2 separate regions of the Homo sapiens genome follow, and region 1 is linked to region 2. A link is an interaction called in ENCODE POLR2A ChIA-PET data of the cell type or tissue named here. Cell type or tissue: K562. All regions are shown on one strand. Each heading gives the region's core, and the rest is flanking DNA. Links, peaks and the distances in the headings are about the cores only. Region 1 overlaps TMEM248 (transmembrane protein 248). Region 2 overlaps SBDS (SBDS ribosome maturation factor).

What was found. ChIA-PET counts read pairs that join two places held together with the same protein. Peaks named below come from ENCODE experiments on the same cell type or tissue, not always from the same donor. Only the 100,000 strongest peaks of a DNase experiment are listed, where the experiment ranks them.
Region 1: POLR2A ChIA-PET joins it to region 2 with 5 read pairs; 20 of 35 experiments call an interaction of 5 or more read pairs at or near these places.

What each region holds. Positions count from the first base shown.
Region 1 is chr7:66,922,603-66,938,578 of GRCh38, reverse strand. All of the region lies in intron 1 of TMEM248 (transmembrane protein 248), which reads right to left. Among named protein-coding and RNA genes, the nearest start is that of TMEM248, 9.4 kb to the right of the region's middle. In K562, for the core only: no CTCF peak of the experiment used is centred there; DNase peaks (open chromatin) are centred at 5,334 and 8,088; H3K4me3 peaks cover 145 bases.
Region 2 is chr7:66,977,244-66,993,219 of GRCh38, reverse strand. It overlaps SBDS (SBDS ribosome maturation factor), which reads left to right. Exons shown (of 5, transcript NM_016038.4): 3 at 1-3; 4 at 1,919-2,083; 5 at 4,721-5,540. The coding sequence ends at 4,849. It also overlaps the pseudogene RN7SL43P. Among named protein-coding and RNA genes, the nearest start is that of SBDS, 10 kb to the left of the region's middle. In K562, for the core only: no CTCF peak of the experiment used is centred there; no DNase peak of the experiment used is centred there.

The DNA.
Region 1 (15,976 bases), core at 3,876-11,875, 57 kb after region 2:
CGAGATCACACCACTGCACTTCAGCTTCGACGATAGAGCGAGACTCCATCTCAAAAGAAAACAAAAAGAAAAGAAAAAGAAAGGTTCTTGATATTTTTAATAGTATTAAGAAATAATTCACATACCATACAATTCACCCATTTAAAGTATACAATTCAATGATTTTTGGTATATTCACTGATTTGAACAACAACCCTCACTATCAATTTTCAAATGTTTTCACTGTCCTATAAAGAAAGCCCAACCTATAACAGATACATAAAAAATAAAAAGAAATTAAAACATACCACCAGAGAAAAATCACCTTCACTAAAATGAAGACAGGAAGGAAGGAAAGAAAGAAGACAAGACCACAAAACAACCAAAAAACAACTAACAAAATGGCAGGAGTAAATCCTTACTTATCAGTAACAACACTGAATGTAAATGGACTAAACTCTCCAATCAAAAGACACAGTGGCTGAATGAATAAAAAAACCAGATCCAACGATGTGTTGCCTACAAGAAACACACCCTACCTATAAAGACACACATCAAATGGAAATAAAGAAATAACCGGGCGCAGTGGCTCACACCTGTAATCTCAGCATTTTGGGAGGCTGAGGTGGGCAGATCACCTGAGGTCAGGAGTTCGAGACCAGCCTGACCAACAGTCAGTTTCTTTAGTAGAGAAACCCTGACTCTACTAAAAATACAAAAAATTAGCCAGGTGTGGTGGTGCATGCCTATAATCCCAGCTACTCGGGAGACTGAGGCAGGAGGATCACTTGAACCTGGGAGGCAGAGGTTGTGGTGAGCCAAGGTCGCGCCATTGCACTCCAGCCTGGGCAACAAGAGCAAAACTCCGTCTCAAAAAAAGAAAATAAAGAAATGGAAAAAGATATTCCATGCAAATGGAAACCAAAAAAGCGCAGAGCAGAAGTAGCTATATTTAATCAGACTAAATAGATTTCAAGACAAGAACTATAAAAAGAGACAAAGAAGGTCAAACGGTCAATTCAGCAAGATGATGTAACAATTATAAATATATATGTACCCAACACTGGAGCACCAAGATACATAAAGCAAATATTAGAACTAAAGGGAAAGACAGACCCCAGTACAATCATAGCTGGAGACTTCAACACTCTGCTTTCAGCATTGGACAGATCTAGACAGAAAACCAAGAAAGAAATGACTTAATCTGCACTACAGACCAAATGGACCTAACAGATCACATGGATCATTCCCAAAAATAGACCACGTTAGGCCACAGAACAAGTCTTAAAACATTAAAAAAAATACAAAATTATATCAAGTATCTTCTCTGACCACAATGGAATAAAACTAGAAATCAGTTACAAGAGGAATTCTGGAAACTATACAAACACATGGAAATTAAATAACATGCTCCTGGATGGCCAGTGGGTCAATCAAGAAATTAAGAAGGAAATTAAAAAGTGTCTTGAAACAAATGAAAATGAAAACACAACATACCAAAACCTATGGGATCCAGTGAAAGCAATACTAAGAGGAAAGTTTATAGCTATAAGCACCTACATAAAAAAGTAGAAAAACATCAAAAAAGCAACATGCAATGCATCTTAAAGAATTAGAAAAACAAGAGCAAACCAAACACAAAATTAGAAGAAATAATAAAGATCAGAGCAGAAATAAATAAATTTGAAACAAAAAAATATAAAAGATCAATGAAACAAAGAGTTGGTGTTTTGAACCAGATGAAGTCAGAAAAAAGAGAGACAAGATTCAAAGAAATAGTATCAGACATGAAAAAGGAGACATTAAACCAACATCACAGGACTTCAAAGGATCATTACAGGCTACCACGAGCAACTGCACACCGGCTGGAAAACCTAGAAGAAATGGATGAATTCCTATACACACACAACCTACCAAGACCTGATGGCTTCACTGCTGAATTCTACCAAACACTAAAAGAAGAACTAATACCAATCCTACGTAAACTATCTCAAAAAGCAGAAGAAGAGGGAGTACCTCCAAACTCATGCTAGGAGTCCAGTATCACCCTGATACCAAAACCAAAGATACATCAAAAAAAAAAGGAAAACTACAGGCAGATATCCCTGATGAAGATTGTTGTAAATCTCTTCCAAAACATACTGGCAAACCGAATTCAAAACATTAAAAAGATCATTCATCATGACCAAGTGGGATTTATCCCTTAGAAGCAAGGATGGTTCAACATATGCAGATAAATCAAAGCGATACATCATATCAGCAGAATAAAGGACAAAAACCATATGATCCATTCAACTGATGCTGAAAAAGCATTTGATAAAATTAAATATCTCTTCATGATACAAACCCTCAAAAAAACTGGGCTTAGAAGGATCATACCTCACACAATGAAAGCCATATACAACAGGCCCACAACTAGTATCACACTGAATGGTGAAAAACTGAAAGCATTTCCTCTAAGATCTGGAACATGAAAAGGATGCCCACTTTCACCACCGTAATTCAACAGAGTACTAGAAGTCCTAGATACAGCAATCAGACAAGAAATAAAGGGCATCCAAACTGGAAAGGAATAAAATAAATTATCCTTGTTTGCAGATGGTATGATCTTATATTTGGATAAATCTAAATACTCCATCAAAAAACTAGAACTGATAGACCAATTTTCAGTAAAGTTGCAGGACACAAAAACAACCTACAAAAATCAGTAGCATTTCTACGTGCCAATAGAGAGCAATCTAAAAAAGAAATCAAGAGGTCAGGCATGGTGGCTCATGCCTGTAATCCCAGCACTTTGGGAGGCCAAGGCAGGTGGATCACTTGAAGCCAGGAGTTCGAGACCAGCCTGGCCAACACGGTGAAACTCCATCTCTACTAAAAAAAATAAAAATTAGCTGGGCACGATGGTGTGCATCTATAATCCCAGTTACTCATGAGGCTGAGGCATGAGAATCCCTTGAACCTGGGAAGCAGAGGTTGTAGTGAGCCAACGTCGTGCCTCTGCACTCCAGCCTGCACAACAAAGTAAGACTCCGTTTCAAAAAAGTATAAAAACTATTTACATAGTACTTGCATTGCATTAGGTACTGTAATCTAGAGATGATTTAAAGTAAATGGGGCCAGACGCAGTGGCTCACGCCTGTAATCCCAACACTTTGGGAGGCCAAGGTGGGTGGATCACCTGAGGTCAGGAGTTTGAGGCTAGCCTGGCTAACATGGTGAAACCCTGTCTCTACTAAAAATACAAACGTTAGACAGGTGTGATGGCAAGCACCTGTAATCCCAGCTACTTGGGAGGCTGAGGCAGGAGAGCTGCTGGAACCCAGGAGGTGGAGGTTGCAGTGAGCTGAGATTGCGCCACTGCACTCCAGCCTGGGTGACAGAGCAAGACTCCATCTCAAAAATAATAATAACAATAATAATCTGGAAACAACACTAGTTAGGTTAAGATTAATATGATTCATAAATAAAAATGTCAACAGTAAATCAGAGTTCAATTTATTGAGCAAGAACAAAAACTTATTTTTGTTTTTTTGTTTTTTTGGACACAAGAGTCTCACTCTGTCGCCCAGGTTGGAGTGCAGGGGCACAATCTCAGCTCACTGCAACCTCCGCCTCCTGGGTTCAAGTGATTCTCCTGCCTCAGCCTTCTGAGTAGCTGAGATTACAGGTGCATGCCAACATGCCTGGCTAATTTTTGTCTTTTTTTAAGTAGAGACAGGGTTTCACCATGTTGACCAGACTGGTCTTGAACTCCTGTCCTCGAGTGATACGCCCACCCTGGCCTCCCACAGTGTTGGGATTATAGGTGTGAACCACCACACCTGGCCCAAAACCTTAGCCTTATATAAAAATGAATAGGACCCACTTACCACTTGGAACTACAATTATGAAACATTCAGGAAAACAGTAGAAAAATCTGAATTAGAATTCACTTCAAGGAAAACTAATAGTCATTAAAAGCACATCACACCAGAATTTAAACAATTATATCAACAGAAATACCCACAAAATGGCAAATATTGTCAACATAAGCCAATTTAATTTAGGGAAACTTCCAGCACAGGACAATTATAGTCACTAAAAAAGCGAAAGAATGGACCGGGCGCAGTGGTTCACGCCTGTAATCCCAGCACTTTGGGAGGCCAAAGCGGGTGGATCACCTGAGGTCAGGCGTTCGAGATCTGCCTGACTGACATGATGAAACCCCATTTCTACTAAAAATACAAAAATTAGCTGGGCATGGCGGCGTGTGCCTGTAATCCCAGCTACTCAGGAGTCTGAGGCAGGAGAATCACTTGAACCCAGGAGGCAGAGGTTGCAGTGAGCTGACTTTGTGCCACTGCACTCCAGCCTGGGCAACAAGAGCAAAAGTCCATCTCAAAATAATAATAATAATAAAATAATAATAATAATAAAAGAAAGCTTGAATAAAACTATTAAGATTCCAAACATTTTACAAACTTAAAATTCCTTTCTACCATTCACAAGCGTTTTCAAATAGGAAATTAATGAAGACTAAATAAATGTATCCCCTCTGCAAAGAGTTACGAGAAAATTTCTGTAAGCGTCACAGTGGCAAATGTTAGTTTTAATTAATGAATAAATTAAGTTCTGTTTAGGAAAAAAAAAAAGAAAAAGAGATAAAAGAAAGCACACTATTTGACCCCTCCCGCTAAATTCATTCCAACTCCAATTAGGGCATCCTGGTATTGACCAAGATGAAGAAAGAAATGACCACTGCTGGGAAGCTGCCTCTCTGAAAAGTTCAGGGATTTAGGGTACACTGAACATGGCCAAAAGGCAAATTCACAAGCACGTGAGAACATGTGATGAAAATCTATCAGCACAGTACCTTAGATCTCTGAGACTAACTCAGTGAAGACGCTAAACATCAGACGGCACTGTAAGCAAGCAAAAGGCAATACCAAGATTATCCCAAAGATATCTCTAGCAACCCACAAGTTACAAGAACACAAGTTCCTTAAAAAGGGGCGTGGAAACAGCTGTGTTATAAACTTTCTGGAAACCAACTTGGCTATACATATCAATAGTGTTAAAATCTGGCATATTTTATCTCCAACATTCTACTTCTAAGAACTAAACCTAAGGAAACACCCATTGCTCCAAAGATTTAACTACTCAGAGTTATTTTTGGAGTGTTTGCAATTGTTAAAAAATGGAAAACTACATATCCAACAATAGCAGGGGACAACTGAATAAAGCAGGATTTCTCCCCAGTATTGTACCTATCAAAAACACAAGATCTGGGCGTGGTGGCACACGTCCATAGTCCCAGCTACGTGGGGGGCTGAGGCAGGAGGATGGCTTGAGCCTGGGAGTTTGAGGCGGCAGTGAGCTATGATTGATTACGCCACTGCACTCTAGCCTGAGCAACAGAGTGAGTTCTTATCCCCCACAACCACCAAAACAAAGCGGGAGCTAGGCACAGTGGCTCACGCCTGTAATCCCAGCACTTTGGGAGGTCGAAGCAGGCGGATCACCTGAGGTCAGGAGTTCGAGACCAGCCAGGGCAACATGGTGAAACCCTGTCTCTACTAAAAACACAAAAAATTAGCCGGGTGTGGTGGCGCGTGGTTGTAGTCCCACCTACTCAGGAGGCTGAGGCACAAATTGCTTGAACCTGGGAGGTTGAATTGAGCTAAGATCGTGCCACTACACTCCAGCCTGGGTGATGGAGTGAGACTCTGTCTCAAAACAAACAAACAAAACACCCACAGGATCTTAAAATATCACATACAGTTGCCATAAAAAAATAAAATCGGCCAGGCGCGGTGGCTCATGCCTGTAATCCTAGCACTTTGGGAGGCTGAGGCGGGTGGACTGCCTGAGCTCAGGAGTTCGAGACTAGCTTGGGCAACATGGTGAAACCCCATCTCTACTAAAAATACAACAAATTAGCCGGGAGTGGCAGCGTGCGCCTGTAATCCCAGCTATTGGGAGGCTGAGACAGGAGAATTGCTTGAACCTGGGAGGCAGAGGTTGCAGTGAGCCGAGATCACGCCACTGCACTCCAGCCTGGGTGTCAGACTAAGACTCCATCTCAAAAAAAAAAAAAAAAGTTCTCAGGGAAAACTGTGCTCTGCACAATCCTCCATCTGGCGAGGTGAGAACAGGGATGGAGAAACTGAGGCAACAGGTAACCAACAGAAGGCGCTTTACGTAAGCAAAAGGCAATATCCAGGTTACCCTGATAATATTTCAAGCAACCCACAGGTTGCAAGAACACAAGTTCCTTAAGGGTGGCCAGGAAAAGACTGTGTTATAAACTTTCAAAACACTACTAGTTCAGGTGAAAGGGAGAGGTGTGGGAGGAGATGCTTACTTTTTATTACATGAGTTAACAAAAACACAGTTAATTGTGTTGGTGCAAAAGGAATCGCGGTTTTCACCAATACATAATGGCAAAAACCACGATTACTTTTGTACCAACCTAATATAAGGGGAGGAAAGCAGCTAGTAAAGGAGGAAGGCCGGATGGGTGCAGTGGCTCACGCCTGTAATCCCAGCACTTTGGGAGGCCAAGGTGGGTGGATCATGAGGTCAGGAGATCGAGACTATCCTGACTAACATGGTGAAACCCCGTCTCTACTAAAAGTACAAAAAATTAGCCAGGTGTGGTGGCGGGCGCCTGTAGTCCCAGCTACTTGAGAGGCTGAGGCAGGAGAATGGCATGAATCCAGGAGACGGAGCTTGCAGTGAGCCGAGATAGCACCACTGCACTCCAGCCTGGGTGACAGAGCGAGACTCTGCCTCAAAAAAAAAAAAAAAAAAAAAAAAAAAAAAGGAGGAAGGCCTCCTGGTTGGGCACAATAACTCACACCTGTAATCCCAGCACTTTGGGAGGCTGAGATGGAAGGATTGCTTGAGGCCAGGAGTTAGAAACCAGCCTGGCCAACACAACAAGACCCCGTCTCTACAAAAAACAATTTTTTAATAAATTAGCTAAGCATGGTGGTGTACACCAATGGCCCAGCTACTTGGGAGTCTGAGGTGGGAGGACTGGCTCAGCCCAGGAGGTCAAAGCTATAGTGAGCTATGATCATGCCACTGCACTCCAGCCTGGCCAACATGGTGGAAAAAAAAAATGTAATTTTGCAACTTAATAACATTTTATCAGAAAAAAAGTAAGTTAACATTCATTATGCCACAGACACAGGAAGCCTTTCAGTTTCTCCCTCTCTCCAAAGCCCGCATATGTACACATGGCTACTTGTCCAAGTTTTAAACTAACTTTATTGTAGTTTTAAACTGTTCTTTTTTTTTTTTTTTTTTTTTTTTGAGATATTGTCTCGCACTGTCACCCAGGCTGGCATGCAGCAGTGTGATCTCTGCTCAACCTCTGCCTCCCAGGTTCAAGCGATTCTCCTACCTCAGCCTCCCAAATAGCTGAGACTACAGGTGCACATCACCACGTCCGGCTAATTTTGATATTTTTAGTAGAGATGGGGTTTCACCATGTTGGCCAGGCTGGTCTCAAACTCCTGACTTCAAGTGATCCACCTGCCTCAGCCTCCCAAAGTGCTGGGATTCCAGGCACAAACCACCACACCAGGCCCACCATTCATCTTAAATGAGATTTTCTACCTTAGGTTAAATGGGAAGTTTCTGAAAGTTGAGGAAGAGAGGATGGGAGAAGCAAGCCTGCTCTCTACGCCAACCAAAGGAAATACATCGGACTTGTGCTAAGACAGAATGACAGAAACTCACCTTCATGTAGCAGAAAGTAGCATTTCTCAAATATCCTGTGATGTCTGAGACCCTCAAAGAGCTTTAAGGCCGGGGTTACAAACCCTGAGCCTAGTAAACAACAGTCATCGATGCGATGCCAGATTATCCAACACTTAGAGCTGAAGACACTTACTGGTATCAAAGAAACCCTGTGCAAGCTCCAGCACCCAGCTGCCCCAAGCACTGCGCAGAAACCATCTTCCTGCCCCACCGCAAAGCAGTGCAGGCAGAATGAACCTTCAGAGAGACAAGTGAGAAGCAACGAAGACACAGGAGAACTTCAAGGTCTCCAGTAATCTCTGGGCTGCTAAGTCCAAAGCTGGAGCTCCAGTCCCTAACTCATGTTGCTGCAGCATCTGATACAGAAGTGGGGTGGATCCTCTCCCAGTTTCCACTCCGGGTTTTCTTAACATTCATCTGGCCACCCCTTCCTTCTCAGGATCCTTCAAAAGCTGGTGTTCCCAAGTTCCAGCTGGGGCCTCTGCTCAAGGGGGACACGCTCATTCATGCCTTAATCCCATTTTATGTACCTACTCACCTCCAGATCCAAACAGTCACCTACTGGAGCTATCTCCTTAGATGACCCAAAGGCCATCAAGGCCAAAACTTATCCCAAGGCACCAAACTGGCTCCTTCCCTAAGGAAAAACACCGTCATTTACCTAGTGATCCCTGCCAGTCATTCTTTTTTTTGAGACAGGGTCTGGCTCTGGTGCCCAGGCTAGAGTGCAGTGGTATGAGCATGGCAGCCGCCTTGACTTCCTGGGCGCAAGCGATCCTCCCACCTTGGCCTCCCAAGTAGCTGGGACTACAAGTGCATGCTACCACTCCTGGCTAATTTTTGTATTTTTTGTAGAGATGGGATTTTGCCATGTTGCCCAGGCTGGTCTCAAACTCCTGGGCTCAAGCGATCCTCCCGCGTCAGCCTCCCAAATGCTGGGATTACAGACGTGAGCCACTGCGCCCAGCTCCTGCCAGTCATCCTTGACACTCTGGCTCTCCTACAACCAGTTACCAAGTCCTATCGTTTCCACATTTTAAGTGTCTCTCAAGGGCAGCTCTCACTCCATCCCCACTGACACTGCCTCCCTGCACCCTCAGCCAAATTAAATTGTTGTCTGAGCCGGGTGCTCACAGATGTAATGCCAGCATTTTGGGAGGCCGAGGCAGGTGGATCACCTGAGGCCAGGAGTTTGAGAGCATCCTGGCCAACATGAAACCCCATCTCTAATAAAAATACAAAAATTAGCTGGGCATGGCGGTGCACGCCTATAATGCCAGCTACTCAGGAAGCTGAGACAGGAGAATCGCTTGAACCCGGGAGGCGGAGGTTGCAGTGAGCCAAAATCAAGCCACTGAACTCCAGCCTGGGCACGAGAGCAAGAGTCTGTATCAAAAAAAAAAAAAAAAAAAAAAAAAAAATTTGTCTCTCATTTCCATGATATTGTTTCTGCATTCCTCCTACCTTGGACAGTGCCTGACACCAGGAAGGTGCTTAACAATAATAACGTCTACCGTCATTGCCTACTTTTTGAGAGAGGCACTGCTCTAAGAGTTTTGCACCTATTGTGTATGATCCCTAAAACATCTCTATTTTACAGATACGGAAATTAAGGCATATAGAAGTCAGCTAATGTGCCCATGATCACACGGGAAGTGAACCTGGATTCAAATCCAGTTGGCCTCCAGAGCCCATGCATTAACCATTAAGTTCTACTTCGGTCCAATAAATGATATAGGTTTGCATAAAGAAGTCAATCTGGCAGGGCACAATGGCTCCTGCCCATAATTCTAGCACTCTGGGAGGCTGAGGCCAGCCGATCACTTGAGCCCAGGAATTCGAGACCAGCCTGGAAAACACAAGAAGACCCTGTGTCTACAAAGAATACAAAATTTAGCTGGGTGTGGTGGTGCACACCTGTAGTCCCAGCTACTTGGGAGGCTGAGGTGGAGGGATCACCGGAACCCAGGAGTTTGAGGCTACAGTGAGCTGTGATGGCACCACTGCACTCTAGCCTGGGAGACAGAGTTAAACCCTATCTCAAAAAATGAAAATAAAAAGGAAAAAAAAAATTTTTTTAAGAGTCAATCCCATCAAATGAGAAAAGGCAGAAAAGCATCCATATAATTTTGCAATCGAGACATCAATAGTGATGTAAGCAAAACCCCTTTCACTAGGGTGATAGAGGCAAAAACCAGGTGACAAGGACGAAGGAGTGAGAAGAGAGCATTCTTAACAGCTACCACTTAGAACATGCCATTCCCAGGCACCGTGCCAAGCGCTTAACATATTTTTTAATCCTTGCAACACTGCTAGATAGATACTACTATTCCCACTTTACAGATGAGAAAACTGAAGCAAATGAGCTTAAGTAATTTGTACTAGGTCATGCTGCAAATAAATGGCAGAAATGGATTCTGACTTAATTCATCTGACCCCAAAAGCCATGCTATCAATCACAATGCCAAGGTTGATAAGACAGTTTCAAGTCAAATGCCAAAGTGAAAAAAAAAAACAACTCACATGCCATAGATATACAAAGTGCATTTTAGTCACTGATTTTAACAAAGACACAAGTAAGAGATCAACTTTTTTGAAGTTTAAAATGTTTAACTTAGTTTCTTTTTTTTTCAAGACTGAGTTTCACTCTCATCACCCAGGCTGGAGTGCAATGGCACAATCTCAGCTCACTGCAACCTCTGCTTCCTGGGTTCGAGTGATTCTCCTGCTTCAGACTCCTGACTAAATGGGATTACAGGCGCCCACCAGCAGGCCTAGCTAATTTTTGTATTTTTAGTAGAGACAGGGTTTCACCAAGCTGGTCAGGCTGGTCTTGAATTCCTGACCTCAGGTGATCCACCTGCCTTGGCTTCCCAAAGTGCTGGGATTACAGGTGTGAGCTACCGTGCTCAGCCTATTTTCCATTTCTTTAGCAGGATTCCTCCCATCTCAGCACTCATTCATCAGTTAAGAGTATGAAGCAAAGACTGGCACAGTCTTCTGCCAATAGTGTCTTGTTTCTTAATGTGATACAATTCACAGTGTAGAACAGACTTTCACAATAACTCACGTTTAAAAGGAACCAAAGAGAGACTGGGCATGGTGTTTCATGCCTGTAATCCCAACACTTTGGGAGGCCAAGGTCAGAGGATCACTTGAGCACAGGAGTTCGAGACCAGCCTGGACAACACAGTGAGACCCCGTCCCTAAAAAAAAAAAAAAACAAAACCCAAATTAAAAAAAATTAGCTGGGCATGGTTTCACCTATAGTCCCAGCTAATTGGGAGGGCAAGGCAGGAGGATCAGTTGAGTCCAAGAGTTCAAGGCTACTGTGAGCCACGGCTATGGTCACACCACTGCACTCCAGCCTCGGTGACAGGGAGAAACCTTGTCTCAAAAAAAAAAAAAAGATCAAATAAGAAATTACAAGAGAAAGCATAGTTTTAGTTGCTAAACGTGTAGTTTAGGCAACATCAGTAGTCTCATAAAGACAAAAGGAAAGGAATGTAGGCTGACATAATTACATGTCTGGAACCAGACTTACTTCTAAAACTCAGACTTCCCGTTTATTTCTCCTCACTTACGGTTGTTAATGAATGCATCGTTCCATTTTCAAAATCATGATATAAAACCATGGTAACGTTCAACCCCCCCGCTTCTTAAAAAAATTCACTACAGTCTCAAGATGGAAAATAATTTATCTTTGTTCTTTAGTTTTTTAAATAATTGCCAACCATCTTAAACACCAAAATTAAAAGTACTCCCATATTAAAATTTAATAATCTGGGGCTTAATTTTTAAGAAAACAAGTCATGAGGGATGCCAAGATCAAACAAAAGCTAATAGTTCAGTATGAAACCTTTCTGTAACCAAACTCAGTGTGTAAGACTGGGACATGTTTGAAAAACAGCACTTGTAACCAAACAACACAAAAGTCCAAACGGCAGTGTTTCGAAGGCTGTGTCATGTACTCCCCAGGATCACACTCAGGTATGTAATCACACGCAGAAAAAACACTACAGACCTCTTGTCAAATGTATTTGATTCGTACATGAGAAAGTTAACTTAAGGATTTCCATGTTCGAAATCAATCTAAATGAAAATTCAATTTGCTAAAACCTCTATCTTTCCTCCTTTCTGTTTTTTCATTTTAAAGAAAGGCCAAGGTTCTTTGTCCATTTTTCTTTCTTTTCTTTTTTTTTTTTTTTGTTTCAGATGGAGTCTTGCTCTGTCACCCAGGCTGGACTGCAGTGGTGCGAACCCGGCTCACCACAACCTCCACATCCCAGGTTCAAGTGATTCTCCTGCTTCAGCCTCCTGAGTAGCTGAAGTAGCTTGTAAGCATGCTTACAACCATGTGCCACCACGCCCAGCTAATTCTTGTACTTTTAGTAGAGACAGGGTTTCACCATGTTGGCCAGGTTAGTCTCGAACTCCTGACCTCAAGCAATCCACCAGCCTTGGCCTCCCAAAGTGCTGGCATTACAGGCGTAAGCCACGGTGCCTGGCTGCCCATTTTTCAATTGGATTTTTTGTTTTCTTGCTACTGAGTTGTTTGAGCTTTGTATATATTTTGGATATTAACCCCTTTTCAGACGTATGGTTTGCAAGTAGCTTCTCCAAATCCCTAGGGATTAAAAAATGGGCAAGGGACACGAACAGATGTTTCTCAAGAGACCGACAAATGGCCAACAGATATAGTTGGCCAACATATCACAATCACTAGAGAAGTGCAAATTAAAATCACAATGAGATATCATCTCGCGCCTGTCAGGATGACTTTTATCAAAGAAAAACAAATGCTGGTGAGAATGTGGAGCTAAGGGAGCCGTCATGCACTGTGGGAATGTAAATTAGTACAGCCAAGATGGAAAACAGCACAGAAATTCCTTTAAAAACTAAAAATAGGCCGGGCGTGGTGGCTCACGTCTGTAATCCCAGCACTTTGGGAGGCTGAGGCGGGTGGATTATGAGGTCAGGAGTTCAAGACCAGCCTGACCAACATGGTGAAACCCTGTCTCTACTAAAAATACAAAAAATTAGCGTGGCGTGGTGGCGTGCACCTGTAATCTCAGCTACTCGGGAGGCTGAGGCAGGAGAATCGCTTGAATCCAGGCAACAGAGCGAGACTCTGTCTCCAAAAAAAAAAAAAAGAAAAAACTACAAATAGAATTATTTCATGATCCAGCAATCCCACTGCTGAATATATACTACCCCAAATTGAAATCAGATTGTCAAAGAGATGTCTGTTCACTGCAGCACTATTTGCCACAACATGGACAGAAGCGATGAACGTTATACTAAGAGAAATAAGCCAGGCATAGAAGCACAATATAGGATTCCACTTATATGTGGAATCTAGAAGACAATGGAACTCATTGCAGCAGAGAGCAGAACTATGGTTACAGAAGCAGGGGGTGGGGAACAGGGAGATGATGGTCAAAGGGTACAAAGTCCGTTAGAGAAAAGGAATATATTTTTTCTTTTTTGAGTTATATTGCACAGTGTGGTAAATATAGTTAATACAGTTATTTTTGGGTGGCTCACACCTTTAATGCTAGCATTTTGGGAGGCCAAGATGGGAGGATCACTTGTGCCCAGGAGTTTGAGACCAGCCTGAGCAACAGAGTGAGACCTTGCCTCTACAAAAAATCAAAAAATTAGCCAGGTGTGGTGGTGTACATCTGTGCTCCCAGCCACTCAGGAGACTGAGGCAGGAGTATGACTTGAGCCCAGGAGGAGGAGGGTGCAGTGAGCCATGATCACCCACAGCACTCCAGCCAGGACAACAGAGCAAAACTCTGTCCCGTAATAATTATTTTTTTTAATTAAAAAATAGGGCCGGGGCTGGTGGCTCACGCCTGTAATCCCAGCACTTTGAGAGGCCAAGGCGGGCGGATCACGAGGTCAGGAGTTCAAAACCAGCCTGACCAACATGGCGAAACCCCATCTCTACTAAAATACAAAAAAATTAGCCAGGCGTGGTGGTGCGTGCCTGTAGTCCCAGCTACACGGGAGGCTGAGCCAGAAGAATCGTTTGAAACTGGGCGGCGAAGGTTGCAGTGACCGAGGTCATGCCACTACACTCCAGCCCAGACAACAAGGTGAGACTCCATCTCAAATAAATAAATAAATAAAAATAAGGCCAGGTGTGGTGGCTCATGCCTGTAATCCCAGCACTTTGGGAGGCCGCAGTGGGCGGACCACCTGAGGTCAGGAGTTTGAGACCAGCCTGACCAACATGATGAAACCCTGTCTCTACTAAAAATAGAAAAATTAGCCAGGCATGGTGGCGGGCATCTGTAATCCCAGCTACTCAAGAGGCTGAGGCAGGAGAATCGCTTGAACCCGGAAGGCGGAGGTTGCAGTGAGCTGAGATCGCGCCACTGTACTCTAGCCTGGACGACAGAGCAAGACTCTGTCTCAAAAAATATATATAAAATAAAATAAAATAAGGGCTAAGGCTGAGGCCAGTGAGGTCCTGAGATCAGTCATATCATCTAGAGCAATTACATGGCATCCTGTGTGAATGGCTTCAAAGGTTCTTCAGTACTGGGCAAGGGAAACACACCATCTCTGTGACATGGACCAGATTTCACTAAAAACCCTCTGGAGAGGACTGAAGGGCTTGCCATTTATCCTTTGGCTGTAGCCAGAGCTGCAGAGACCAGACTAGAGCTGTGCTCCTGCAAACTGAACACAGGCACTGAAACAACTCACAGACATCAAATTTAATTTCCTGATTGTCAATACCAGACAGGAATGACAATCAGCATCTTTTTCATTGTCCTTAATAAAATAAGTTAAGCATTGTTTTATGCCAACGGCCTCTTACAGAACAAGACAAACTCATTAAATGAAAACAATTCTTTAGAAACCAAAGGCCAGGCCTGGTGGCTCACGCCTGTAATCCCAGCACATTGGGAGGCTGAGGCAGGCGGATCACTTGACGTCAAGGGTTTGAGACCAGCCTGGCCAACATGGTGAAACCCTGTCTCCATTAAAAATACACAAATTAGCTGGGTGTGGCGGCATGCACCTGTAGTCCCAGCTACTCAGGAGGCTGAGGAATCGCTTGAACCCAGAAGGCAGAGGTTGCCGACTGCGTCACTGCACTCCAACCTGGGCAACAGAGCAAGACTCCATCTCAAAGAAAACAAAAACAAAAAAACCCAGAAATCTACGAGAAACTAGACTGGGTAGCTTATGCTTATCTTTCTTAGAAAAGCATTTAACCCTTAACTAGCTGCCTCTGCCAATATTTCTAGGCACTGATTGTCCAGCTACCTAGCCTGGGTGCTTGTCCACCAACTGGCCCTAGTTTTTTCATTTCCCAGCTAATTCTGAATGGCCCAAATCCTCTTGATCTTTCTAGGTCCACCTCAAAGTTTACTTCACGAGTTTCGGGCTGAGCAAGGTGGCTCACACCTATACTTCCAGCACTTTGGGAGGCCAAGGTGGGCAGATCACCTGAGGTCAGGAGTTCAAGGCCTGGCCAACAACATGAAACCTCGTCTCTACCAAAAATACAAAAATTAGCCAGGCGTGGTGGCAGGCAACTGTAATCCCAGCTACTCAGGCAGCTGAGGCAGAAAAATCGCTTGAACCTGAGAGGCAGAGGTTGCAGTGAGCTAACTTCGCGCCACTGCACTCCAGCCTAGGCAACAGAGCAAGACTCCGCCTCAAGAAAAAAAAAAAAGTTAGTTTCTGATCCTAACCATAACAAAATCCTGAACAGTTGGTATACCACTATGGCAATTCAGTCCTGCCACATTTTCTAGCCTATTGCTTCCTCTAAGTACATTCCTTACAGGCAGAAACTATTAATATATTCGCACTTATGCCAGGTGCGGGTGGTTCACGCCTATAATTCCAGAACTTTGGGAGGCCGAGGAGGATGGATCACCTGAGGTCAGGAGTTCAAGACCAGCCTGGCCAACATGGTGAAACCTTGTCTCTACTAAAAATACAAAAATTAGCTGGGCATGGTGGCGGGCACCTGTAATCCCAGCTACTAGGGAGGCTGAGGCAGGAGGATTGCTTGGACCTGGGAGGCAGAGGTTGCAGTGAGCAGAGATCGCACCACTGCACTCCAGCCTGGGCGACAAGAGTGAGACTCTGTCTCAAAAACATATATATATATAATCTACCTTTCCTCCTTGCCACAGATGCAGCTAGAGCCTAAACGGAGAAGGTGCCAGTTAACTAGCCTTTGGTGATTTTAGCATTGAGACTCCGGTGCTAG
Region 2 (15,976 bases), core at 1,253-9,252:
CAGGTGAGTGGTTTCTCATGTCATCAAAATATAGCCATGGAAATCAGTTTTCTCTGAAGAAATCATTAAAATAATGGGTCTGGGGCCAGGCACAATGGTTCATGCCTGTAATCCTAGCACTTTGGGAGCCAAGATGGGAGGATTGCTTGAGGCCTGGAAACAGCCTGGGAAACATAGGGACGCCCCATCTCTAAATTTTTTTTTTTTTTTTTTGAGACAGAGTCTTACTCTATTGCCCAGGCTGGAGTGCAGTAGTATGATCTCGGCTCACTACAATCTCCACCTCCCGCGTTCAAGCAAGTCTCCTGCCTCAGCCTCCTGAGTAGCTGGGATTATAGGCACGTGCCACCACACTCAGCTAATTTTGTATTTTTAGTAGAGTTGAGGTTTCACCATGTTGGCCAGGCTGGTCTTGAACTCCTGACCCTAGGTGATCCGTCCGCCTTGGCCTCCCAAAGTGCTGGGATTACAGGCATCAGCTACCGTACCCTACCTCTAAATTTTTTAATATAAAAAATTAAATTTAAAAAAATGGGTCTGCATGGAAGCAAGTGGGTAGAGGTTTGGGGAAGAGATGGAGGAAAAGGACGGGGTTGTAAAGATAGGTAATTTTTTTTTTTCAAGTAAACACAAATATGTATATAGGACTTTCTTCTTCCTATCCAAATCAAACTTTTAAAGACAAAACTTGAGTTTTTAAAGGGTCATTTTAACACTTCTTTTTGAATTTTTTAATTTATATATAATTCACATACCATAAATTTCACACTCATAAAGTATGTACACTTTAAGTGGTATATTAACAAAGTTTTGGAACCTTCCCTGCTACCTGGTTCGAGAACATTTTCATCACCACAAAAAGAAAGTCAGTATCCATTAGTAGCCATCCCCCATTTTCCCCCCACAGGCCCCTCCCAACCACTAATCTCCTCTCGTTATGGACTTCTCAATTCTGGACATTTCATATAAATGGAATCATACAATATGTGGCCTTTTCATGGTTCATACATGTTGTAACCTGCATCAGCATGTCATTTCTTTTTTATGCCGGAATAATAGCCCACTGTACGGAAAGAAACACATTTTGTTCATTCATCTATCAGTTGATAGACATTGGGTTGCTTTCACTTTTGAGCTATGATGAGCAATGCTGCTATAAAATTTCTTGTATGTTTCTGTGTAGACATATGTTTTCATTTCTGTATACCTGGTGACTACCAAACCTATTTCTAAAACAGCTGCACCATTTTACTTTACCACCATCAGTGTTTAAGAGTTCAGTTTCTCCACATCCTCAGTAATACTTGTCATTGTCTGCCTTTTTGATGATGGCCATCCTGGTGGTATCTTGTCGTGGTTTTGATTTGCATTTCCTTAATGATGATTTGAGCATATTTCCATGTGCTTATTGGTGCCTCGTCTGTCTTCTTTTGAGAAATCTCTGTTCAGGTTCTTTGCCCACCCCCCCCGCCCTCTTTTTGCAAACTCTGCCTCCCGGATTCAAGCAATTCTCCTGCCTCAGCCTCTTGAGTAGCTGGGATTACAGGCGTGCACTACCACACCCGGCTAATTTTTCTTTTTTTGTATTTTTAGTGGAGACGGGGTTTCACCATGTTGGCCAGGCTGGTCTCGAATTCCTGACCTTGTGATGCACCCGCCTCGGCCTCCCAAAGTGCTGGAATTACAGGCGTGAGCCACCACACCTGGCCTTCACTTTCTTCATAGTTTTTTGAAACACAAAAGCTTTTCTTCTTGATAAGTCCAATTTTTCTATTTTTTTTTTAACGGTCACTTATGTTCTTAATGTTATACCTAAGAAACCATTACCTAATCCAACTACATGGAAACTACTTTGTTTTTGAAAACCTTATGAAATAATATAGTAGAAGAAATTGCATTCTCGATTTTGTCTTGGTAGGCTTTGGAAGTGATAAAGCAGTTAAAAGAGAAAATGAAGATAGAACGTGCTCACATGAGGCTTCGGTTCATCCTTCCAGTCAATGAAGGCAAGAAGCTGAAAGAAAAGCTCAAGCCACTGATCAAGGTCATAGAAAGTGAAGATTATGGCCAACAGTTAGAAATCGTAAGAGTCAAATATTTTCTTTGCTTCATGTTACCTAAATATTGTATTCTCTAGTAATAAATTTGTAGCAAACATTTAGATGTTGTAAACGTCAGATATTTTCTTTTCTTTTTTTTTTTTGAGATGGAGTCTCGCTCTGTTGCCCAGGCTGGAGTGCAGTGGTGCTATCTCAGCTCACTGCAAGCTCCGCCTCCCGGGTACACGCCATTCTCCTGCCTCAGCCTCCTGTGTAGCTGGGACTACAGGCACCCGCCACCAAGCCTGGCTAATTTTTCGTATTTTTTAGTAGAGACGGAGTTTCACCGTGTTAGCCAGGACGGTCTTGATCTCCTGACCTCATGATCCACCTGCCTCAGCCTCCCAAAGTGCAGGGATTACAGGCGTGAGCCACCGCGCCCAGCCAGATATTTTCTTAAGACTAAAGGTTGGTCAGCCTTGTTTACCACAAATCCTTTTATTTTTTTCCCAGCATTTATTTTTGTCATATATTATGCGTAGTGTTTTAGATACATGATTTTAGCAAATTTAGCAACTATTTAAAATAAGCCACTTAAAAATTGCTATTTTAGTGGAAGATTGATAATTCCAATTACCTTAAAAATTTTGCAAAAATTAGTACAAAGCACACTATGGAAATTTACATTGAGTTTTCAGAGATAGCTCAATTGCATGCTTTACTCCAGTGCTGATCATAATCCTAAAAGACAATCCCAAATGCCACAATCCCAATGTTGAAATCATAAAAAAATCAAAATCTCTAAAGTCCAAAGCCTGAACTTCTAATATCTTGAAAATCACAGTTCCAAAAGATTGAATCCTGGCTGGGCGCGGTGGCTCATGCCTGTAATCCCAGCACTTTGGGAGGCCAAGGCAGGTGGATCACCTGAGGTCGGGAGTTCGAGACCAGTCTGACCAACATGGAGAAACCCTGTCTCTACTAAAAATACAAAATAGTCTGGCGTGGTGGCACATGCCTGTAATCCCAGCTACTCGGGAGGCTGAGGCAGGAGAATCACTTGAACCTGGAAGGCAGAGGTTGCGGTGAGCCAAGATTGCACCATTGCACTCCAGCCTGGGCAACAAGAGCGAAACTCCATCTCAAAAAAAAAAAAAAAAGATTGAATTCTGAATGATGAAATTCTGAAAGCTGAATTCTGGCAAAAGGATTAGCACTCTTTGAGTTGTATGCAGGATAGTCGCGTCTGGTTAATTGCATCATGTGAGGAAAAGCTAGGACCTTGTTATTGTCTTCATTTGAAAATTAAAAATGGTTTAAAGAGATGAGTCTGGGTGCCAAGTTGATAAGGGGTGGAATTGTGGATGTAATTTTAGGTGTCAACTTGACTGGAAAGGAATCCCTAGAAGCCTGATAAAGCATTGTTTGGGGTATGTCTGTGAGGGTGTTTCCAGAGGATATTAGTGTGTGAACCTGGTGACACTAAACACAGAACATTTTAAAGAAGCAGCGAAACCATTATGTCCTTATGACCTCACCCCACAGCTTCAAACACAGTGTAAATTGAGCTGTCTACAAATTCATGTTTTCAAGGCTTTGCAGCTTATTTATTTATTTATTTATTTATTTATTTTTGAGACAGGGTTTCACTCTTATTGCCCAAGCTAGAGTGCAATGGCGTGATCTCAGCTCACTGCAACCTCTGCCTCCCGGGTTCAAGCGATTCTCCTGCCTCAGCCTCCCGAGTAGCTGGGATTACAGGCATGTGCCACCTCGCCCAGCTAATTTTGTATTTTTAGTAGAGACGGGGTCTCTCCATGTTGGTCAGGCTGGTCTCGAACTCCCGACCTCAGGTGATCCACCCGCCTCGGCCTCCCAAAGTGCTGGGATTACAGGCTTGAGCCACCGCGCCCTGTCTGCAGCTTCTTTTTAAAAGTAAATGAGCTGTAGAGAAGTGTTGAGTATGTGAGTATCCACTGTAGATGTGAACTAACTCATCTGACACTACTTGAAGTTCTAAAATCTTTGCAAAACTGTACACATGGGCCAGGCACAGTGGCTCGTGCCTGTAATCCCAGCACTTTGGGAGGCCAAGGTGAGCAGATAACATGGTGAAACCCTATCTCTACTAAAAATACAAAAAATAAGCCAGGTGTGGTGGTGGGTTCCTGTAATCCCAGTTTCTTGGGAGGCTGAGGCAGGAGAATCACTTGAACCTGGGAGGCGGAGGCTGCAGTGAGCCAAGATCACACCACTGCACTCTATCTCAAAAAAAAATAAATTAACATACACATGGTGTCTACATAAGTCTTCACATTGCTTTTTCTCCTTCATACGTGGAGGTGACTTTACTGAGCTATAAAATGTAATGCTAAATTTTAGTATGAGAAGAATCAGAGTTTTCTAGTTTGTCCCTTCCATTTACAGCTGAAGAATCAGAATAAGTGTTTAAACATAGGGATTAATGCCTTGTCACAGGGGGCTACATGGACACTTGAGGGCAGAGGCTAAACTGGAACCCAGTGTGCCGCCCTACCCATTGTCTTATCTATTGCACCATAGAACTGTGGTATTATTAGAGATCTGGACAGCATTGTGCTTGCCTCAAAGGAAGTTAAAGCTGAGTTTATTCTGTGTCTTGCTCATCCTCATGTGGTAATCTGCTACGTTAAATGTTTCAGGTATGTCTGATTGACCCGGGCTGCTTCCGAGAAATTGATGAGCTAATAAAAAAGGAAACTAAAGGCAAAGGTTCTTTGGAAGTACTCAATCTGAAAGATGTAGAAGAAGGAGATGAGAAATTTGAATGACACCCATCAATCTCTTCACCTCTAAAACACTAAAGTGTTTCCGTTTCCGACGGCACTGTTTCATGTCTGTGGTCTGCCAAATACTTGCTTAAACTATTTGACATTTTCTATCTTTGTGTTAACAGTGGACACAGCAAGGCTTTCCTACATAAGTATAATAATGTGGGAATGATTTGGTTTTAATTATAAACTGGGGTCTAAATCCTAAAGCAAAATTGAAACTCCAAGATGCAAAGTCCAGAGTGGCATTTTGCTACTCTGTCTCATGCCTTGATAGCTTTCCAAAATGAAAGTTACTTGAGGCAGCTCTTGTGGGTGAAAAGTTATTTGTACAGTAGAGTAAGATTATTAGGGGTATGTCTATACAACAAAAGGGGGGGTCTTTCCTAAAAAAGAAAACATATGATGCTTCATTTCTACTTAATGGAACTTGTGTTCTGAGGGTCATTATGGTATCGTAATGTAAAGCTTGGATGATGTTCCTGATTATCTGAGAAACAGATATAGAAAAATTGTGCCGGACTTACCTTTCATTGAACATGCTGCCATAACTTAGATTATTCTTGGTTAAAAAATAAAAGTCACTTATTTCTAATTCTTAAAGTTTATAATATATATTAATATAGCTAAAATTGTATGTAATCAATAAAACCACTCTTATGTTTATTAAACTATGGCTTGTGTTTCTAGACAACTTCCTAACTCCCTTTCTTTTCTCTGCCTGTGTCTGTGGTAGGGTTAGGGAGTTGTCAGGAGAACTGAATAAGTCCATATGAAGAGTGCTTAGAACAGGGCCTGTACTTGTAAACACCTGAAAAATTTTTGCTAACACTTGGGATGTAATTGGGAAGAATTATTTTAGTATTTAAACACTTAAATGGACAAGATGCAAGCTTTTAAAAATCTACTTCAAGGCCAGGGGAGGTGACTCACACCTGCAATCCCAACACTTTGGGAGGCCGAGGCAGGCGGATCACCTGAGGTCAGGAGTTTGAGACCAGCCTGACCCACATGGTGAAACCCTGTCTCTACTAAAAATACAAAAATTAGCCAGGCATGGTGGTGCACGCCTGTAGTCCCAGCTACTCGGGAGGCTGAAGCAGGAGAATCACTTGAACCCAGGAGGCAGAGGTTGCAATGAGCTGAGAATGTGCCACTGCACTCCAGTCTAGGTGACAGAGTGAAACTCGGTCTCCAAAAAAAAGAAAAAAAATCTATTTCAAAAGATACATTCTAGAATATAAATTAAATTCACTCAAAATAAACATACAGATGTATTTCTGGACAGCAGTTTTTAACTGAAGACAGGCTTCTTGACTTGAAAAGGTACTGATTGGTTTATAAGCACACACAACTCCCTGCTAATACAAGCTCTCAGAAATGTCCCTTTAGTTTAAAATAACTAACATTGAGGTTATAAAGTCAAAATTTTTTCTTATATTGTTAACAAAATACATTGATAACATGGGAATGAACACTTTTTCTGTTAATGCTAAAGCTAGGCTGCTGTTTTGATACAGCTATTTGTTCAATATATCAATAGTTCTATCTTAGTAAAAAAATATAAACATTTAATAGAACATTTCCTTAAGATTTTCTGGGGCCAGGCGCAGTGGCTCCCACCGGTAATCCCAGCACTTTGGGAGGCCAAGGCGGGTGAATCACTTGAGCTTGGGAGTTTGAGACCAGCCTGGGCAACACAGTGAAACCCCGTCTCTACAAAAATACAAAAAATTAGGCATGGTGGTGTGCACCTGTTTTCCCAACTACTTGGGAGGCTGAGGCAGGAGGATCACTTGAGCCCGGGAGGCGGAGGTTGCAGTGAGCTAAAATCACCCCACTGCACTCCAGCCTGGACAACAGAGCCAGACCCCATCTCAAAACAAAGATTTTCTGATTCTGAATATTCATTTTTTCTAAAAAGCTGGAACTTCAAGAAATGTCAAATGTGGATCACATCTGAGTCATCATCTAAACTTATTTTTTTAATTTTATACTAATTTCATTATCAAAGAACTTAACATTTTTTGGTTCATGATCATCTTCCCAGTACCACAGCCATAATGGATTATTTTAAGGATTGGTTTGACTTTTTCAATGCAAGCTGATGGTGTGTGCATTTGGTCACAATGACATTTCAGACTTAGGCCTCTTCTTTTACCACAGTTCTTTTCTCTGAAGCTTCCCTTGTACCCCATACACAAGTATTTGCTCCAGTTGCTGGAAGCCAGTACTCTACTTAAATTCCTTCATGGGTCTGGATTTATTCAAACTTGTATTAGAGCTGCTTAATTATCTGCCTTCAGGCTAGACTGTGAGCTCCTTAAGGGCAAGGGACTTAGCAATGTGTGTGTATATCCCACCATGCTTTGGACCTAGCAGATGTGGAGTAAATGTCTGAAATAATAAACACGTGGACCAGGCACAGTGGCTCATGCCTGTAATCCCAGCACTTTGGGAGGCCCAGGTGGGCAGATCACCTGAGGTCAGGAGTTCAAGACCAGCCTGGCCAAAATGACGAAACCCAGTCTCTATTAAAAATACAAAAATTAGCTGGCTGTGGTTGCTCACGCCTGTAATACCAAGACTTTGGGAGGCCAAGGCAGGCAGATCACGAGGTCAAGAGATCGAGACCATCCTGGCCAACATGCTGAAACCCTGTCTCTACTAAAAATACAAAAATTAGCTGGGCACGGTGGCGCATGCCTCTAGTCCCAGCTACTCAGGAGGCTGAGGCAGGAGAATCACTTGAACCTGGTAGGCAGAGGTTGCAGTGAGCCACTGCACTCCAGCCTGGGTGACAGAGCGAGACGCTGACTCAAAAAAAAAAAGAAATTAGCTGGGCATGGTGGCGGCCGCCTGTAATCCCAGCTGCTCAAGAGGCTGAGGCTAGAGAATCTCTTGAACCTAGGAGGCAGAGGTTGCAGTGAGCCAAGATTCTGCCACTACACTCCAGCCTGGGTGACAAGAGCAAAACTCCATCTCAAAAAAAATATATTTTATATCAGAACTAAATGTAAACATAAAACTATCAGATACTGGCTTACACCTGTAATCTCAACACTTGGGGAGGCCAAGGCTGCCGGATCACGATGTCAGGAGATGGAGACCATCCTGGCTAACACGGTGAAACCCCGTCTCTACTAAAAATACAAAAAATTAGCCGGGAGTGGTGGCACGTGTCTGTAGTCCCAGCTACTCGGGAGGCTGAGGCAGGAGAATCACTTGACCCTGGAAGATGGAGATTGCAGTGAGCCAAGATCACACCACTGCACTCCAGCCTGGGCGACAGAGCGAGACTCCATCTCAAAAAACAAACAAACAACAACAACAAAAAACTGTGAGTTAGTAGAAAATATAAGGAAATATTTAACCTAAGGGTTAAAAGACTTTCTTAAGAAAAACAGAAACCTAAAAATTATCAAGGAAAATACCAACAGATTTAACTACATAAAAATGTAAAATTTCAGAATGACAGAAGACACTTTAAAGAAAGTTTAAAGAGTCCAGGCACAGTGGCTCATGCCTATAATCCCAGCACTTTGGGAGACCAAGGCAGGAGCATCGCTTGAGTCCAGGAGTTCAAGACCAGCCTGAGCAACATAGCAAGACTCTGTCTGTACAAAAATTAAAGAATTAACTGGGTGTAGGCTGGGTGCAGTGGCTCACGCCTGTAATGCCAGCACTTGGGAGGTTGAGGCGGGCAGATCACCTGAGGTCAGAAGTTCAAGACCAGCCTGGCTAACACGGTGAAACCCCATCTCTACTAAAAATACAAAAAATTAGCCGGGTGTAGTGGCACGTGCCTGTAGTCCCAGCTACTTGGGAGCCTGAGGCAGGAGAATCGCTTGAACCCGGGAGGCAAAGGTTGCAGTGAGTTGAGATTGCACCATAGCACTCCAGCCTGAGCCTAGGCGACAGAACAAGACTCCGTCTCAAAAAAAAAAAAAAAAGAATTAACTGGGTATAATGACACATGCCTGTAGTCCCAGCTACTAGAAAGGCTGAGGTAGGAGGATTGCTTGAGCCTGAGAGGTTGAGGATGCAGTGAACCATGATCAGGCCACTGCACTCAGCCTAGGCAACACAGTGAGACCCTGTCTCAAGAAAAAAGTTTAAAGATATTATGGCTCAGCTAGGCACAGTGGCTCATGCCTGTAATCCCAGCACTTTGGGAGGCCAAAGCTGGTGGATCACTTTAAGTCAGGAGTTCAATACCAGCCTGGGCAACATGGTAAAACCCTGTCTCTACTAAAAATACAAAAAAAAAAAAAATTATCTGAGCATGGTGGCACGCGCCTGTAATCCCAGCTACTCAGGAAGCTGAGGCAGAAGAATCTCTTGAGCCCAGGAAGCGGAGGATGCAGTGAGCTGACATTGTGCCATTGCACTCCAGCCTAGGCGACAGAGAATAAGACTCTGTCTCAAAAAAAAAAAAAAAAAAAAAAAAAAAATTATGGCTAGGAGAAAATATGTGCAACAGGTAAGACAGGTAAAATGCCAATAAGTTATGACCAACCAAGAAAAAGGTCTAATATTCACCCCTAAGCATGGGGAAAATTGACACATTAATTTAAAATTAAATGCAAAATAGGATATTCAGCTTCTCTCAGAGAAATGCTAAACAATGAGAAATCATTTTCTACCCATCATATTGAAGAAAAGGTAAGAGATTAATTGTGATATTGGCAAGGAAGTGAAGGAACAGGCACGTTCATGCATTTACTGATAGAAGCATAACTGGCTCTAACCTTTCAAGAAAGTAATTTGGTGGTATCTTTTTTTGTGATGGAGTCTCCCTTTGTTGCCTAGGCTGGAGTACAGTGGCACGATCTTGGCTCACTGCAAACTCTGCTTCCTGGGTTCAAGCGATTCTCCTGCCTCAGCCTCTCCAAGTAGCTGGGATTACAGGTGCATGCCACCACGCCCAGATAATTTTTTTTTTTTTTTGTATTTTTAGTAGAGACGAGGTTTCACCATGTTGGCCAGGCTGGTCTCAAACTCTGTTTTTTTGTTTTGTTTTGTTTTTTTGAAATGAAGTCTAGCTCTGTCACCCAGGCTGGAGTGCAGTGGCGTGATCTCGGCTCATTGCAACCTCCACCTCCCAGGTTCAAGCAATTCTCATGCCTCAGCCTCCCCAGTAGCTGGGATTACAGGCACCCGCCTCCATGCCCAGCTAATTTTTATATTTTTAGTAGAGACGGGGTTTCACTGTGTTGACCAGGCTGGTCTCGAACTCCTGACCTCATGATCCGCCTGCCTCAGCCTCCCAAAGTGCTGGGATTACAAGAGTGAGCCACCATGCCTGGCCAGGTCTCAAACTCTTGACCTCAGGAGATCCACCTGCCTCAGCCTCCCAAAGTGCTGGGATTACGGCATGAGCCACTGCACCTGGCCTGGTGGTATCTTAAAATTTTTAAATATGTGCACTTTTTTTTGTTGTTGTTGTTGCAGGAGGAGGGTCTTGCTCTGTCGCCCAGGCTGGAGTGCAGTAGCAAGATCACTGCTCACTACAGCCTCAACCTCCCTGGCTCAAGTGATCCTCCCACCTCAGCCTCCTGAGTACCTGGGAAGACAGGCAGGCACCACCATGCCCGGCTAATTTTTTTTTATTTTTCGTAGATACAGAGCCTTGCTATGTTGCTCAGGCTGGTCTCAAACTCCTGGCCTCAAGCAATCCTACCACCCCGACCTCCCAAAGCCCTGAGATTATAGGCATGAACCACTGTACCTGGCCATGTGCACCATTTGATACAGCAATTGATTGCTCTTTAGGCATCTATCTGCCAGAAATAAAATTACCTAAATTCTAATGTTATTTTCTGCTTGTATTAGTAAAAACTGAAAATGGCCATCAATAGCAAATATAGGCTGAGTATCACTTATTCCAAATGCTTGGGAAATAAGTATTTAAAATTTCAGATATTTTTTCAGATTTTGGCATATTTTCATGCCTAATTCAAAAATTCAAAAATCAAAATGCTCAGGGACCATTTCCTTTGAGCATTATGTTTCTAATTTGGGGTTTTTTTCAGATTAGGGATACTCAACCTATAGTTAAATGAATTGTAACATCTACTTATTGTGGATTTTTTTTTTTTTTTTTTTTTTTTTTTGAGATGGAGTCTCGCCCTGTTGCCCAGGTTGGAGTGCAGTAGTGCAATCTCAGCTCACTGCCACCTCCAACTCCCGGATTCAAGTGATTTTCCTGCCTCAGCTCCTGAATAGCAGGGACTACAGGCACGCATCACCATGCCTGGCTAATTTTTGTACTTTTAGTAAAGACAGGGTATCCCTATTTTGGCCAGGCTGGTTTTGAACTCCTGACCTCAGGTGATCCGGCCCATCTCAGCCTCCCAAAAGTGCTGGGATTACAGGTGTGGGCAACTGCACCCAGCCTATTGTGGAATATTAAGTATATTTTAACAAATGAGACATCTTCCCGTATGTCCTACAGGGATGTCCATGGTAATAAGTGGAGGAGGGGTAGAGATGGAAGAGGGAATAAAACTATGGAGGAATGTATTATGGCGTGATCCCATTTTTGTCACTTTTTTGGAGGAAAAACCCTAAATATGTGTGTACAGGTGTATATACGGTTGAAAGAGCATAGAAAAATCTGTGGAAAAATATACATGTAACCTACACAAGCATATTACAACCAGCATGATTAGTTTTGAAATAAAGTTTTCAGCCAGTCACGGTAGCTCATGCCTGCAATCCCAGCACTTTGGGAGGCAGAGGTAGGCGGATCACCTGAGGTCAGGAGTTCGAGACCAGCCTGGCCAATGTGGTGAAACCTCATCTCTACTGAAAATATAAAAATTAGGCCAGGCGCAGTGGCTCATGCCTATAATCCCATCCTTCTGGGATGCCAAGGCTGGTGGATCACTTGAGGACAGGAGTTCAAGACCAGCCTCGCCAACATGGTGAAACCCCATATCCACTAAAACACAAAAAATCAGCTGGATGTGGTGGTGGGCACCTGTAATCCCACGTACTTGGGAGGCTGAGGCAGGAGAATCACTTGAACCAGGGAGGTGGAGGTTGCAGTGAGCCAAGTTTGCACCATCGCACTCCAGCCTGGGCAACAAGGGCGAAACTAGCGAAATCTGTCTCAAAAAAAAAAAAAAATACAAAAATTAGCTGGGCATGGTGGTGGTGCCACCTGTAATCCCAGCTACTCAGGAGGCTGAGGCAGGAGAATCGCTTGAGCCTGAAAGGCAGAGGTTGCAGTGAGACGAGAGCACGCCACTGCACTCCAACCTAGGTGACAGAGTGAGACTCTGTCTCTAAATAAATAAATAAATAAAGTTTTCAAAAGCATATGAAAATACCAATTTAATAAGCTTTTTGGAAAATTTAAAGTGAAACTGCACTTTTATTCTCATTCAGATTCACTTTCAAAGATCTCTTCTGCCCTGCCCTTTAGAAATTGTGAGAGGCTTCCCTGGGTCTTGGAAGTTGAGATCTTGAACTTTTTCCCTAGCATGACCAGTGCTGTTGCCAAAATGCCAGGGGTTTGGTGTAGGTCCTGCCGCTTGCTGCACAGAAAGCCAATCAGTAGTGCCAGGGAAGAAGGCTTTAATTGGGTGCTCCAGCCAAGGAGATGGGAGATCAGTTTCAAATTTGTCTCCCTGACCAACTAAAATTAGAGGTTTATATAGGAAGGAAGAAATGTAACTACATGCAGTAAAACAGGAATTAGGGAGGGGTAAGGAAGAGGAGTTGATCAACAGGCAGCAGGTGGTCTGTTAGGCCATTATGACAGATGAGGGGTTCTGCATCTCATTGTCCAAATGCAGTGATCTGGTAAGTTTCAGTTCCTTGATACCATCTGGGAGGCTTGATGGTTGATTTCCTGAGAAAGGAACTCAGATAAGGCAAATGTCACTTTCTCAAATTTCAAGACTGGAAAGGTCAATTTGTTTCTCTTTTTGCTTTTGCTTTTGTTTTGTTTTGAGACAGGGTCTCACTATGTTGCCCAGGCTGAAGTGCAGTGGCTATTCACAGGCGTGATGCCACTACTCATCAGCACAGGAGTTTTGACCTGCTCAGTCTCCGACCTGAACTGGTTAACCCCTCCTTAAGCAACCTGGTGGTCCCCCACTCCCAGGAAGTTGATGCTAAACTTAGTGCAGACACCTGATTGGCATAGCGCACTACAGCCCAGAACTCCTGGGCTCAAAGGATCCTCCCGCCTCAGCCTCCCAAGTAGCTGGGAATACCAGCACACTCCACCACACCAGGCTAGAAGTGTCAATTTCTATGTTTATTCAAAAGAAACCATAAACATCTGCTCTATGAAAGAACTGAGTCAGTTTCAGTACCTTAGCAGGTGACACAGACTCTGTTGTGAGAACGGAAAGCCCAGGAAAGAATTGTAGATTACTGGTTTCAAGCTGTCTTATACCTACCTCAGGCACTAGGAGGCATGGAGAGTTTGCAAGGAAGTGATGAGGAGATTTAAAAAGAAAAGGCAGAAGAGATGGAGAGTGGATGGAAAGCTCCCAATAAAGAGAGGCTGGCCAGGCGCGTTGGCTCATGCCTATAATCCCAGCATTTTGGAAGGCTGAGGCAGGCGGATCACCCAAGGTCAGGAGTTCGAGGCCAGCCTGGCCAAAATGGTGAAATCCCTTCTCTACTAAAAATACAAAAAATTAGCTGGGAGTGGTGGTAGGTACCTGTAATCCCAACTACTAGGGAGACTGAGGCAGGAGAATCACATGAACCCAGGAGGCACAGGTTGCAGTGAGCCGAGATCGCACCACTGCACTCCAGCCTGAGTGACAGAGTGAGACGAGAGAGAGAGAGAATAGGAATGTTTTGAGCAGAGCAGTTACTTCTTGCTGCAGTTCCTTTTCCCCAGAACAGTCAAAATGTGCTGGCCCTTACTTTTCTTCACGTCCCTCTCCTCCTAGGCTGGGATCCAGGAGCCCCAGGACTTGGTGCCACTAAAATAACTGCCGCATTTTTTTTTCCTTGAGTTTCATGGCATGGATCACAGATTTCAGCTTTGAATCTTTGAATGTTTTGAATGTTTCAGCTTTCAAATGTTTTGCTTTTCTCCAAATAGCCTAAGCTATAGTGAACCATAGAAGGGCAATGAGCAAGCCATCATACCCAAACATTTCTAAATCAATCCATTTTCCATCATGACTCAGTACATGTATACATCTGTAACAGAGTGCAGTGGTGCAATCATAGCTCTCTGCAGCCTAGAACTCTTAGGTTCAATCAATCCTCCTGCCTCAGCCTCCAGAGTTGCTGGAACTACAGGCTTGTGCCACCACGCCTAGCTAATTATTTTAACTTTTTGTAGGGACAGGGTCTTCCTATGTTGCCCAAACTTAATCTACTATTTTGTTTGTTTGTTTGAGACAGAGTCTCGCTCTGTTGCCCAGGCTGGAGTGCAGTGGGGCAATCTCTCCTCACTGCAATCTCCGCCTCCTGGGTTCAAGTGATTCTCCTGCCTCAGCTTCCCAAGTAGCTGGGATTACAGGCGCCCCCTACCATGCCCAGCTAAATTTTTTTTTTTTATTAGAGACGGGGTTTCATCACAGTGGCCACGCTGGTCTCGAACCCTTGAACCCAGGTGATCCACCTGCCTCAGCCTCCCAAAGTGCTAGGATTACAGGCGTGAGCCACTGTGCATGGCCTTAATCTACTATTTTTTGTGGCAATAATTAGATGCTTAATTCTCTAAGTAAAAATTAAATCCAATTCCAAGGTTTGCAAAGCATACTAAGTATACCCAAACATCTTCAGAGAAACTATGCTGAGCAATTTCTTTACCGTATTTTGCCCAAACACAGTAATGAATACAGCTGAATATTCCCTGCATGTTTTGCTAATTTCATACTTTCCGTCAGTACACAGAACATGGCAACTGTGTGTCTCAAGTGTTTTTCAGACATCGTCTGACTTACCGTAACTGTCTGCATAGTAGACCTGGTATTATGCATCTTACACAGATGGAGAATTTGAAGTTAAATACGGGCCCAGGTGCACAATTACATTTCAGGGCCCAGAATTTAGGTATAAATGTTGGACTTAAAGAGTGCTGTTTTATTTTTAGAACACTAATTCAGTAAATAAAGCAGCAGACATGGGCTTATGATTCATTCACCTTATTTGTGAAAAGAAAAGCCTAATAACCTCAGCTTCTTTGTCAAGTGGTTTAGCAAGTCACATCAAGAGAAAAGGAAAGCGCTGGGTGCGGTGGCTCATGCCTATAATCCCAGCACTTGGGAGGCTGAGGCAGGCATATCACTTGAGGTGAGGAGTTCGAGACCAGCCTTGCCAACATGGTGAAATGCCATCTCTACTAAAAATACAAAAATTAGCCGGGCGTGGTGGTGGGCACCTGTAATCCCAGCTACTTGGGAGGCTGAGGCAGGAGAATCGCTTGAACCTGAGAGGTGGAGGTTGGCGTGAGCCAAGATTTTATCACTGCACTCCAACCTCGGTAACAAAGCAAGACTCGGTCTCAATTAAAAAAAAAAAAAAAGGAAAGGAAGCTGGGAAAAAATGCAATGAGACTAAAAGTTACTAAAAAATAGCCCAAACCTTTAACAAAAGAAGCTTTGAGGCCAGGCGGTGGCTCAGGCCTGTAATCCCAGCAAGTTGGGAGGCCAAGGCAGGCGGATCACTTGAGGTCAGGAGTTCGAGACCAGCCTGACCAACATGGAGAAACCCTGTCTCTACCAAAAATACAAAATTAGCTGGGCATGGTGGCGCATGCCTGTAATTCCAGCTACTCGGGAGGCTGAGGCAGGAGAATTGCTTGAACCCGTGAGACGGAGGTTGCGGTGAGCTGAGATCACGCCATTGCACTCCAGCCTGGGCCACAAGAGTGAAACTGTCTCAGAAAAAAAAAAAAAAAAAGAAGCTTTGAAAAGTGGGGAGGGAGAGAAATATTTCATTACTATTTATCGCAGAGAAACTCTCCACCAGGCTGCCACATGTGGTTGCACAGGCTGAGCACTGCACAATTTCCACGGCTGCCATACAACAGCTACTCCTGAAGTGCAATGGTCCAGCTATCAAGATAGCTCTTTATGGCAATAACAGGCATTTTCTGTATTGAAATCATTTTTAAAAATAAAGATGGGGTCTCACAATGTT